Regions from separate parts of the Homo sapiens genome. Here region 2 is linked to region 1. Evidence: read pairs that join two places in POLR2A ChIA-PET (ENCODE). Cell type or tissue: A673. All regions are shown on one strand. Each heading gives the region's core, and the rest is flanking DNA. Links, peaks and the distances in the headings are about the cores only.

Region 1 (4,000 bases), core at 1-4,000:
TTCCCGGCCATGATGGGATGGGAGGTTGGGCACATCTCATTATACCCCCTCCTCACTAACTACCATTAGGTGTTCTTTCCTAAGAGTTAAACAGAAACCAGCCCTTTGGAAAGACCTGTTGCACCTCTGATTACAACCAACCTCATGACTACCCCTCCCTTTTTGCTCTTTGACAACTGACCAGCATTCCTTCCTATTAAGGGAGTCCACTGACCATGGAGTGGTTCTGGCCAGTCTAGGGAAGATGCAGTGAGGGTTTTTGTGTCCTCTGCTTCACCTTTTGATGTCAGAGGGCTGAAAATCCCACCCTTGGATCATGCTAACACCACTAAGCCTTACATAGTGGGGAATTCAAACACATGGGAAGGGGATTAATTCACAAAACAGCCTATACTATATGAATAAGACCAAAAAATGGCCATCAGTTCATGACTTTATTAACTTATATAGTTAATACATGTTTTATATACTGTTATAAACAGACTATGTGAAAAAATTTGAAATATAAACTCTTAAACCATGAAAACATAAGTCAAAATTCTGTTACTTCAAATGTTAAATATTTCAGTCATCTATGAATGGCCATCATAATGATTTGAAACTAGCAAAGTTATCAGTTAGGTTTGCTATATCCTTTTTTTTCTCCCAAGCTGTTTGAGCTTTTATGTTAACACCTATACTACTACAATGAGAAAACAGATTGCTGTTGATGGGAATTATTAAAAAAAAACAAAACAAACAGAACCGCTTTTGGAGAAACTTGCCCTTATATACTCTCTTATAATTGCCTCAACAAATTCAAGATGGTTATACTTTTTAAAAAAGTTTTTCATGATTTTATTAGAAAGCAGTAACTGCATTTCTGGTAGGCCTTTCTGATAGGTCACTTGAGAATGACTTTTGCATTATTCATGCATTTTCCACAATAGACACTTCATGTCTTTGAATTATTTTAGTTGGAGTAGGAAATGCAAACAAATCGGCAAATGGACTTAGCCCTTGAAAGCTTATGTCCAGCTGAGTAGTTATATCAATCACATCATGAAAAATTCCTTTTACCTAAAAAACTGCTGAAGTTCAGAGGTTGTAATTTTTTTTTCTCAGCATAGGACAGACTGAAAAAGAAAATGAAGACCATCTTAAAATATCTTTGGATATTGGCAAAAATTTAGGGAGCTTTTTGATATGAGAAAAATATGCTTTTGCCTTTAAGGCAACATGTTGCCCATTACGTATTAATAAACTGGATTCAACAAAGACATTCTTACCCATTGCTAAAAATCAACCAACTATAAACAGTTACCACAGTTCTGTTTTTGCCAGTGCCAAAAAGATTTCCAAATCTTTTCAGCTAAAAAGCCAGCAAAGATCAAAGAGTTTTCACATGAGCTCTCTATGTGGCAATGAGATACAAGTGCCATCTTTTAGCACATTATAATAATCCTGTTGTGCAGTACTCCTTTCCAATGACCTGTAAAAATTATATATTCAGAAAGGCATTTTTCTCAGCAAAAGGGAAAAAGTACGAATTAGGAAAGGTACATTTAACAAGCTCAATGATCTATTATAAGTTAATACACTTTTTCCCCATTCTGTGGAGTTCAGAATTATAAATGCTTGGCTAGTTAGCCATAATAAAAATGGAATTTGAATGTTAGAGTGCAACCTGACAAAATGATTTATTACTCCTTCGTCATTGAAACTAATACACGCTCTAACCTTTATAGCTTTTCACTTACTCTGTTAAGCATGCCTTGCACCAAATTAAAATATGTGCACTAGCACAATACTATAGACAGATCTCAAAACCAAAGAAAGATAGAGGAAGAAAGGAAGGAAGGAAGGAAGGAAGGAAGGAAGGAAGGAAAGAATTCAGCCAGATGAACTTTAGTTAAGTGCAATTTATGTTTTTGCTAATGGCATCATACTAATTTTCCAATGCATTCACCTATCCATTGGCCATGGTTACTATCATTGAAACTTTCACTTGAGCCTCTGTTCAGTTTTGACGTTACCATGTTGAATAGTTGTTATTTGTTTTACTGTCTGCCTCCTTCATCAGATGATGAGTAGTGACCCTAGTTTTACAGTCAAGATCAAACATGTAAAGTCTGTCTCCTCCACTATATTATAAGCTCTGTGACATCAAGGACCAAATCTGGTTCATGTACATGCCAAGCATTTAGGACACTATGTCCTGTGTATTTATTGATTCAACAAATATTTATTGAGGACTGTTGTGGCTTGAATGTGTCCCCGAAAAGTTCATGTGTTGGAAATTTGGTCCCCAGTGCAGCAGTGTTGAGAGGTGGGACTTCTGGGAGGTGATTGGTTCACAAGAGCTCTGCCCTCATGAGTGAATGAATTTATTTCTAGATTAATGGATTGATGGGCTATCAAGGGAGTGGGTTAGTTACCACAAAAGTGAGTCTGTTATAAAAGTCAGTTTGGCTCTCTCTGGTGAATCCCACCCCCACACCATGTGATGCTCTGTGTTACCTCAGGACTCTACAGAGACCCCACTAGCAAGAAGGCCCTCACTAGATGAGAACCCTTGACCTTGTACTTCCCAGCATCTAAAATGGTAAGCAATAAATTTCTTTACTTTATAAATTACCCAGTCTCGGGTATTCAGCTATAGCAACAAAAAATGAACGAAGATAAGGACCTTCTCTGCACAGGGCCCTTTTGATTGCAAGAAATATAATCTAGTCAAATTAATTAAAATGAAAAAAGAGTCTACTTCCTAATTCTCATCCTCTCATGCTTCTTTGCTTCTCTGTCTGCATCTGCCTCATTCTTTTTTCCTGATCAGCACTCTGATGCTCTCTGCCCCCACAGCCTGTGGAAATACAGGAAACTTCACAATGGTGCACAGTCCATACTCCATGAAACTTTCTGCTTAAGTAGCCCCCACAACCCTCAGCCTCTTGGTTCTAACTTAGTGAGAAAACTCTGATAAGAACCCACCATTTACAAGCTATTGGACTAACTCCCCTTGGATCAGTTTTCTTCCCTCATTTAATCAGTTGTAGCCAGGGAGAAGTCACATATTGGTATCAGAGTGTGCAGTCACAGAAGGAACTCCCTTTAGCAGTATCTCCCCTTAAATGAAGTTATAGTTAGGGCAGGTAATCGTAGACAAGACTAGTTAAACTGTGTTTTTAGTTAGCTTTGTTTTGTATTTTATCATTCTGTCCTCAGTATCTAGCACATAGTAGGTATTTTAAAAACTATATTCATTGAACTGATGTTAGGATATGACATAATATATTATTTCTAACTTTTATAGTTTATGTGAAATGGGGAAGGCAAGTGGAGGGAGCTGACGTTTTGGACTCTGGACAGATACAATACATACCTGCTGCCAGGATGAATAGATTAAAACAGGCAATTTCTATTTCTTTAACTTTCCTACTCAAGCATTGTTTTTAAATGAAAACTAACTCAGCATATCAAGCTTTAAAAAACCAATTAAAAAATTAAAAGAGGAAATGGAGATACTCTAGTATGCAATTTATATGAAACCCATTACCCACTATAACCATCTTTGAGGACACTCTGCATTTTAGAAGTGCCACAATAGCATATTCTCTCCTTTTCTGGTTCCCTTTAAAACTTAAGTCACTTAGAATGACATGAGGGGTTCTATTACTAATTTGAAGAGTAAAAAGAGTAAAAAGGAACAAATTCCCCTCTAATAAATTACCCCCACAGAAAATATGCTGTGAGGTGGGAAAGGCTGATGGCTAGACCGACACTGCAGAGTTCCATTGGTAGAGATGCGCTTTGTGTAATGTTGGGAGCAAGTAATGATTTTTCCTCTTTGTTCTTGTGGAGGGATGCTTTGGGTGCTCAGAGGAGCATTGACTACCTTTTCCATCCCTTCCCTTTAAAGAAATCAGATTTTGTAAACAGTGAAAAAACCAAGAGCAGATGTGATCATTTAAGCTGGGAATGCAGCCATACCGGGTGTCAGAGCATGTTGTGAGCACCTCTA
Region 2 (7,414 bases), core at 2,511-6,510, 90 kb before region 1:
AGGTCTCTTCATGGGGAACAATTTTTTAAAGTATTCTATTTTTAGCAATATTCAAGCTTTTACTTTCAGTATTTTCAAAATCTTACTTTTAAGAAAACATTGACCAGCAACTTTAAATACACCTCCAGTTTCTATGGACCATTTTCTATGGCCTTTCCTGGGTTAACACGAACATTACTGTTGCACACACTATGCCACCAGCGATCAGCTTTAGGGGTATAAGATGTCCCATAGGTATATTATCCCACAAATTATTTCAATAACATTTAGAACCAAGATGTCATTTGGAGCCTAGAACAGTTTATAAATTTTTTTAGGGGGAAAGTACATGTCAAAATTGTAAGATATTAGTAACAAGAGAATAACTCTACACAATTTTAAAAGCAAGTAACTTAAGTTTATGTTAACACGGCACATCTAATTGTCAACAAATGCAGCCTGTATTTTATTTTTTTAACTCAGCCTAAATGCTTCCAGTCCTTTCCTTCCACGGTGTCAAATGGAGCTGTTGTGTAGGCAAAGTGTCTTTTGTCCCATCACGTGTGGGAATTTAGTAACCTTTTCACCATGACAATTAGAAATAACAAAGAGGTATCTATTCATTCAGTATAAATTCTTAGCATTAATAGTTGGCCCAGGACTGGTAAAGTTATTAGACTGGTTCATATCTGGTTCATTGTGTTTCTGCCTTGGTAAAATAAGCATTCAGCTAGGGTTCTCATGCTTAAGGCTAGACACCAGTTAATAGGGCAAAAGGTAACAGGGCAATTTAACTTTTAGTTAAGTGTTTTTCCATTAATTGGGCCACACATTCTTACAAGCACAAGTGCACACAGTTTGGTCCTGAGAAGATTTGCAAGCGTTTTGTGTGTCTTTTGTTAGTTCCAATATACAGCTTATCCTTGATTTAGCAGACTACAGTTATACAAGACTTTTCTTAATTGCTTTTCATGCATAGTTGGGAGAAACAGCAGGCAGCCTTTAAGCAGAGGTTTTGTGGCCCAAAATGGTAGCTTCAAGTGCCTCCTTCCCAGTGTTTATTGTTGACAATTCAATTAGCATGCCAAAGCAGCTGTGCGCTGTAGCAGGCAGGGTCAACCAGACTGCACAGAAACTAATTTTACTAACAGAGGGGCAAAATTCGCTGTGCTGCATTTATCTTATGCATTTACTAAAGAGCACGACAGGAGAAAGCTAGCCAGTTCTCCCCAATTTAAATTAATCTTGTGGAAAGTCACACATGTAAGCCATTTTTGTTCCATTAGTGGCTGATGAAAAGCTATTCATTTTCTCACTCTTCAAGCTTTAATAAAAGCCACACTTGGCAACAATGAGATAAATACCTCATATTCATGAGAAGTTTTATTTTAGTGAAAAGTGACTTTTTTTTTTTTTTTGACATGGAGTATCACTCTTGTCACCCAGGCTGGTTGCAGTGGCACAGTCTCGGCTCACTGCAACCTCCACCTCCCGGGTCAAGTAATTCTCCTACCCCAGCCTTCCCAGTAGCTGGGACTACAGGTGTGTGCTACCAGGCCCAGCTAATTTTTTTTTTGTATTTTTTGGTAGAGACAGGGTCTCATCATGTTGGCCAGGCTGGTCTCAAACTCCTGGCCTCAAGCCATCCGCCTGCCTTGGCCTCCCAAAATGCTGGGATTACAAGTGTGAACCCACTGCGCTCGGCCTAAAAGTGTATTTCTTAACCAAAGAAAGCCAAAGAGAATAAGGCTCATATAAGGGTATTTTATGGATAATGCAGTCAACAAAGATAATTTGGAGAACCACAAGCATACTGAATGATTTAGTCTCTCCTGGTAGTTCAAATGTAATTGGTGAGAGACAACGCATGGTGCAGAGACATGTAGGTAAGCTGAAGGGACTCAAGGGCCAGATGGGAGAAGCTCCTTAGGGTCGGATCTGGCTCTGTAGGTGATTCTGGGGCAGCTCTCAAGCAGGTGCTCCATGTTCTGCTGGTGCAGCTGCGCTCTGGAGCCACGTGCCACTGGTTCCTGGGGGTGCATGTTAGAGCTCTGAGGTGACTGCTGGTTCTCCAAGAGTTCAGCCATGAGATTGGCCACAACAGTGTGCGTGACAACCGGACCCTTATGTGTCCCAGCCAGAAGTGGGGAGGGAAGTCACTCCTGATTCCCTGTTCAACACTGTTGACTTCTCAGGTGCTAACATTTAATATATATATATTTTTTGAGACAGGGTCTCTGTCACCTAGGCTGGAGTGGAATGATGCAATCAGTAGTTCACTGTAGCCCTGACCTCCCGGGTTCAAGCCATCCTTGCACCTCAGCCTCCTGAGTAGCTGGGACTACAGTTATGCACCATCATGCCTGTTTTGTTTTGTTTTGTTTTTTTTGTAGAAATGGGATCACACTATGTTGCCCAGGCTGGTCTTGAACCCCTGGCCTCAAGTGATCCTCCCATCTCCACCTCCAAAAATGCTGAGATTACAGGCATGAGCCACCATACCAGGCCTAATGCTTCCTTTTTAATAACTTAGGTTAGACTTTGGACATCATCTTTGACTGATGGCTACAGAAAGTCTGAGTTGGAGGCAGAGATGATAAAGGATGTAACCTCACAAAGAAATAGCATGAGGTGGCTATCTACCTGACCTATTCAATTTTCATACCTAAAATTCTACAAACAAGCAGAATTGGAAAGTTGCCTTATTTTTCTATTGTAGCACTACTGGCAAGGTTTCCTGAATCATTTTATTTTCATCCTTTCATTGTAACCACCTAACAAGTCCATTTTGCCCGCTGCCTAGACAGAGCCAATTTATTAAAACAGGGGAATTGCAGCCAAGTGCGGTGACTCACACCTGTAATCCCAGCACTTTGGGAGGCTGAGGCAGGCAGATCACAAGGTCAAGAGATCAAGACCATACTGGTCAACATGGTGAAACCCCGTCTCTACTAAAAATATAAAAATTAGCTGGGTGTGGTGGCGGGCACCTATAATCCCAGCTACTCAGGAGGCTGAGGCAGGAGAATCACTTGAACCTGGGAGGCAGAGATTGCAGTGAGCTGAAATCGTGCCACTGCACTCCAGTCTGGCGACAGAGTGAGACTCCATCTTAAAAGCAAACAAACAAAATCAAAAAACAAAAAAAAAACAGGGGAATTGCAATAGAGAAAGAGTTTAATTCATGCAGAGCTGGCTGTATGGGAGATGGAAAGTGAGGAGTGCTGATTGGTCAAGTCAGAGATGAAATCATAGGGAGTTGAAGCTGTCCTCTTGTGATGAGTCAATTCCTGGGTGGGGACCATAAGACCAGATGAGCCAGTTTATCCATCTAAGTGGTGTCAGCTGATCCATCGAGTACAGGGTCTCCAAAATATCTCAAGCACTGATTTTAATATTTACAATAGTGATATTATCCTCAGGAGCAATTTGGGGAAGTTTAGAATCTTGCAGCCTCTAGCTGCATGACTCCTAAACCATAATTTCTAATCTTGTGGCTAATTTGTTAGTCCTGCAAAGGCAATCTAGTCCCCAGGCAGAAAGGGGGGTTGTTTTGGGAAACGGCTATTATAATCTTTGTTTCAAAGTTAAATTATAAACTGAATTCCTCCTAAAGTTAGTTCAGCCTAGGCCCTGGAATGAACAAGGACAGCTTGGAGGTTAGAAGAAAAATGGAGCTGGTTAGGTCAGATCTCTTTCACTGTCATAATTTTCTCAGTTATAATTTTTGCAAAGGCAGTTTCATCATCATTCTTGCCCCTTTTCCAACCTTTCTTTAAAATGTTTTTATCTTACCATTAATTTGTACTTCTTTAGGGTTTAACATTCTAGTGCTAAGCAACCCCAAAATTGTTATTTTCACCCCTAAATTTCTTAAGTTGGCTTGCCTGTGGGCTTATATTTTTATTATTTTCTGTAAATTCCTCATCCTACCTTTTTTTCTTTTTTTCTGGATTAGACTTCTAGTCAAATGCTACCAGCCTTCAAAATAAACATTTCAGGAATTTTGTGTATGAGGGGGTACAGGATAGAAGTCCAACACAAAGATGAGATCCCCAAACTTTTAGATGAGCGGCTCTCATAAAGAAAATAGAGAATTGGAAGAAATGAGTTCTGAAATAAGATGGAAACTCATTTATACAAAATCCACTCATGGAAAACTTCACATAGACTTGAATGTTGAGATGACTGGCCTTCTTCACGTTGCAAAGTGACAGATGGCATCTCCTAAGAAGCTTTATAGCCTCATGATCTCCTTCTTAATTCCAAATTATTTAAATACCATATATTCTCTAAAAGCCTTATGAAAACTTTGTTTAATACAACTTTTACTGTGTTTTTATCTACTCATTATGTATACTAATCTGTATATTCCCTGGGAAAAGTAAGAATTTTTTGGAATATCAGCATAACAAATGACTTCTTTCTTATGGGATGTTATCTCTATTCCACAGCTTTTCAAAGTGGTCTCTAATGCTTACACCGTACACACATATGGATTTGTCAGGATCCCATATCCCCAGATCATAGTTAATTATAGCTGACACTTGGAAATTTGGTATACTTGTGAGAAATTAAAACACCAGATTAGCCAAGACTTCTCTTACTTGCTTATTTGCAAAAATATATTTTTAACTCTGGGAAAACATCTCCTAACTGAAACCTCCTAAAGTCAAGGTCTTAATCCACAGGCAACACAATATTTCACATATGCTTTTAAAGTCTGGTGTATTCATCAATTAGAATGATTCAGTGGCGGTCATTTAATTATTTCTCCCAGGCCACTGAGAAATGTAAGCAAACTCAGATAACAAAGTTAAAGTCTGATTTATTAAGGTGGTATACATATTTCACATACCTAACTCATTCCTGCACACTGGAGCGGGATTAAGTGATGCAGAATCATGGCTAAATCCATAATCTTGCTTTTATATCAACTTCAAACAGAGGTCAACACTGACATATTTACACCTATATAAAGCCATATCCATTATATTATTAAATGCCCTCCTAAATATTCCTAATAGAACTTTTTATGATGATTGCAACCCCCTGGAGACACTTCTACCCAGCCTTCAACATATTTTTACTAAGATCCTGTAGTTCCACATGAAAATAACTTTTCAATTTAGCATTTCTACTTAATCCAATTTAAAGGCTTTGTCCTGTCTCATTTAACTTACGGAATGAGAGACCAGTAATAGGAACAGAAATAGGAACTTTATATAGTTTTAAAATATGTTATATTTACCAAATACATGTGGGTGACTCTCAAATGTTTACATATAGCTCTCCCCTAAGTCACAGACTCCTATCTACTCAACATTCTCCTGCTGAGTAACTAATAAGTATCTCAAACTTATCACAACCAAATTAGAATTCCTTATCCACTCCTGACCCCATTTTTCCCTTTTTCTAGGCTTTCCTCCCCCTGGATGATAGTTGCACCACCATCAACCCAGTGGCTCAAGTCTGAAAAGTTGCTCAAGTCATCTTTGAATATTTTCCCAGCTCCCTACATCCAACTCATCAGCTAGTCCAATGATTTCAAAGTCTAATCGGTATCTTAAATCTGTCCACTTTGCTCTGTAATGCACTGCCACCAGCCTGATCCAAACCACCATCTTCTCTCACCTTTACTACAAGAGCCTCCTTTCTCTAATCATGCCTTAACCCCAGATCAGTTCTTCCTTTGGAGTCTGAGTAATCTTTTAATAACATATATCTGAGCATGTCATTCTCTTGCTTAGAACACTCCAGTGGTTTTACATACCACTTTGCTACAACCCAACTCCCTAATATGGCTACATGGCCCTTCACTTTTATTCCCGCTAATTTCTCCAACTTTACCTACTACCTTTCTCTCCATTCCCCAACTACTCCATGCTCACGTCCTCTGATTGGCAAGGCAATTTCCAGCTTCAGAATTTTCAAACGGTCCTTCAACCCACCTGAACTGCTGTCCCCACATCCAGCATGGCAAGCTCCTTCTTATCCTGTGAAAATCAACTGAAATCTCTCCTCCTCCTAGAAGTCTTCCCTAGCTACTAAGTGTGAATCCAGATTTTGTGAACCCTGAAGCTTATACAACTTGGTAGAAACGTTTTTATAGAAAAATAACGTATTAAAGCCTTAAATGTGCACACTTTGCAAAAACACATGATCATGGAAATACTCAGGGCCTTAGAAGAGGCCAGTACAAGTGAAGGACCCTTAAGCTTTGCCTCATGAACTTTACAATGATTCTAACTCTGTGACTACCCTTATTAAGCAGGTTTTCTCCTCCTGCCACCTCTATCTCTGATATTCTTTATTGCATCTTATTAAAAGTAATGGCAAAAATCGCAATTGCTTTTGCACCAACCTAATATTTATTTCTTAGCACTTCTCACAGTTTGTCACCTGTGTGCCATCTGCCTCTTACATTTGTCACCTGTGTGCTGTTTGGCTCTGCCTTTGTGTACATTGCAGCAGGGTAGATACTGCGAGTCCACCCATTACCATAGCTGGCATTTGACACAGTAGCACTCGGTTAAGACTTGTCATTGAATGAATAACAACATGTCCTTTGAGATTAATTGTGCTAGATAAAAGCAAATAACTATTTAACATTTTAAAGTTGCCATGTCATTAAAGCAGCTTTTTTTCCTTCCCTTGCTATCTTAAGAAGCTGACAGCGTGACACAATTTCTGGGGCAGGGGAAACTATTGTTATACCCTATCTACTCCAAGCCTCAGGAATTTTTAAAGCCACAGCCTAATTTCAGAGACAAATAAGCAGCTGTTCATGAGGGTTCAGCCTAGTTACCTGGTCAAAATCACCATGCTCGGTGTTTAGAGGAAGAGCTCTGCTTCAAACTGGCTTCTGGCCGTGGTGACGCTTGACTGGGGCTAGGGTGCCAGCAGCCATCCTGGAGCTCAAGACGCTTCCTGGGCTCAGGCCTACCCTCTCCGGATACATTGGTGCACCTGTTCCCTCTTATCTGATTTTTTTTAGTCAGCCTGTTCTCATCACTGCAAGATGTTTCCCCACTTTCTGGGCTGTGGCTCTCAAAAGGGGATCAGGCAAGGGGCCTGTAGTTTGTCTAACCCCTCCCAAGGAGAGCTAACACCTGCACACAGACAGGTAGAGGTGTTATTTGAAGCTAATTCCTTTCTTCCCGAACCCATAGGAGAAAACCAGCATGAGATTTTACTAAGACTTGCTAGGATGATATTCAATCTAAATTTGAAGTACTTTCAAACTTGGCTTTTTAAGTTAAAGGGCTGAACAAATACTTGGGGAAAATTATAACATCTATAATTGTAGCAAAATGTTTCACATAATTTGACATCTTGTGCTAAAATCTGCACTGTAAATTGCCAATAGCAGAAATTATTAAATTCTAGAACTATCTACAAATGGAGACTATTAAATGTCTTCCAGTGCACTTTT

What was found. Peaks named below come from ENCODE experiments on the same cell type or tissue, not always from the same donor. Only the 100,000 strongest peaks of a DNase experiment are listed, where the experiment ranks them.
Region 2: POLR2A ChIA-PET joins it to region 1 with 9 read pairs; 2 of 35 experiments call an interaction of 5 or more read pairs at or near these places.

The regions. Positions count from the first base shown.
Region 1 is chr2:182,911,021-182,915,020 of GRCh38, forward strand. NCKAP1 (NCK associated protein 1) reads right to left here. Exons shown (of 31, transcript NM_013436.5): 31 at 1-4,000. Among named protein-coding and RNA genes, the nearest start is that of FRZB, 46 kb to the left of the region's middle. In A673, for the core only: no CTCF peak of the experiment used is centred there; DNase peaks (open chromatin) are centred at 961 and 1,701; H3K27ac peaks cover 3,745 bases.
Region 2 is chr2:182,818,132-182,825,545 of GRCh38, forward strand. No RefSeq gene overlaps it. Among named protein-coding and RNA genes, the nearest start is that of FRZB, 45 kb to the right of the region's middle. RefSeq lists an enhancer at 456-1,336. In A673, for the core only: no CTCF peak of the experiment used is centred there; no DNase peak of the experiment used is centred there.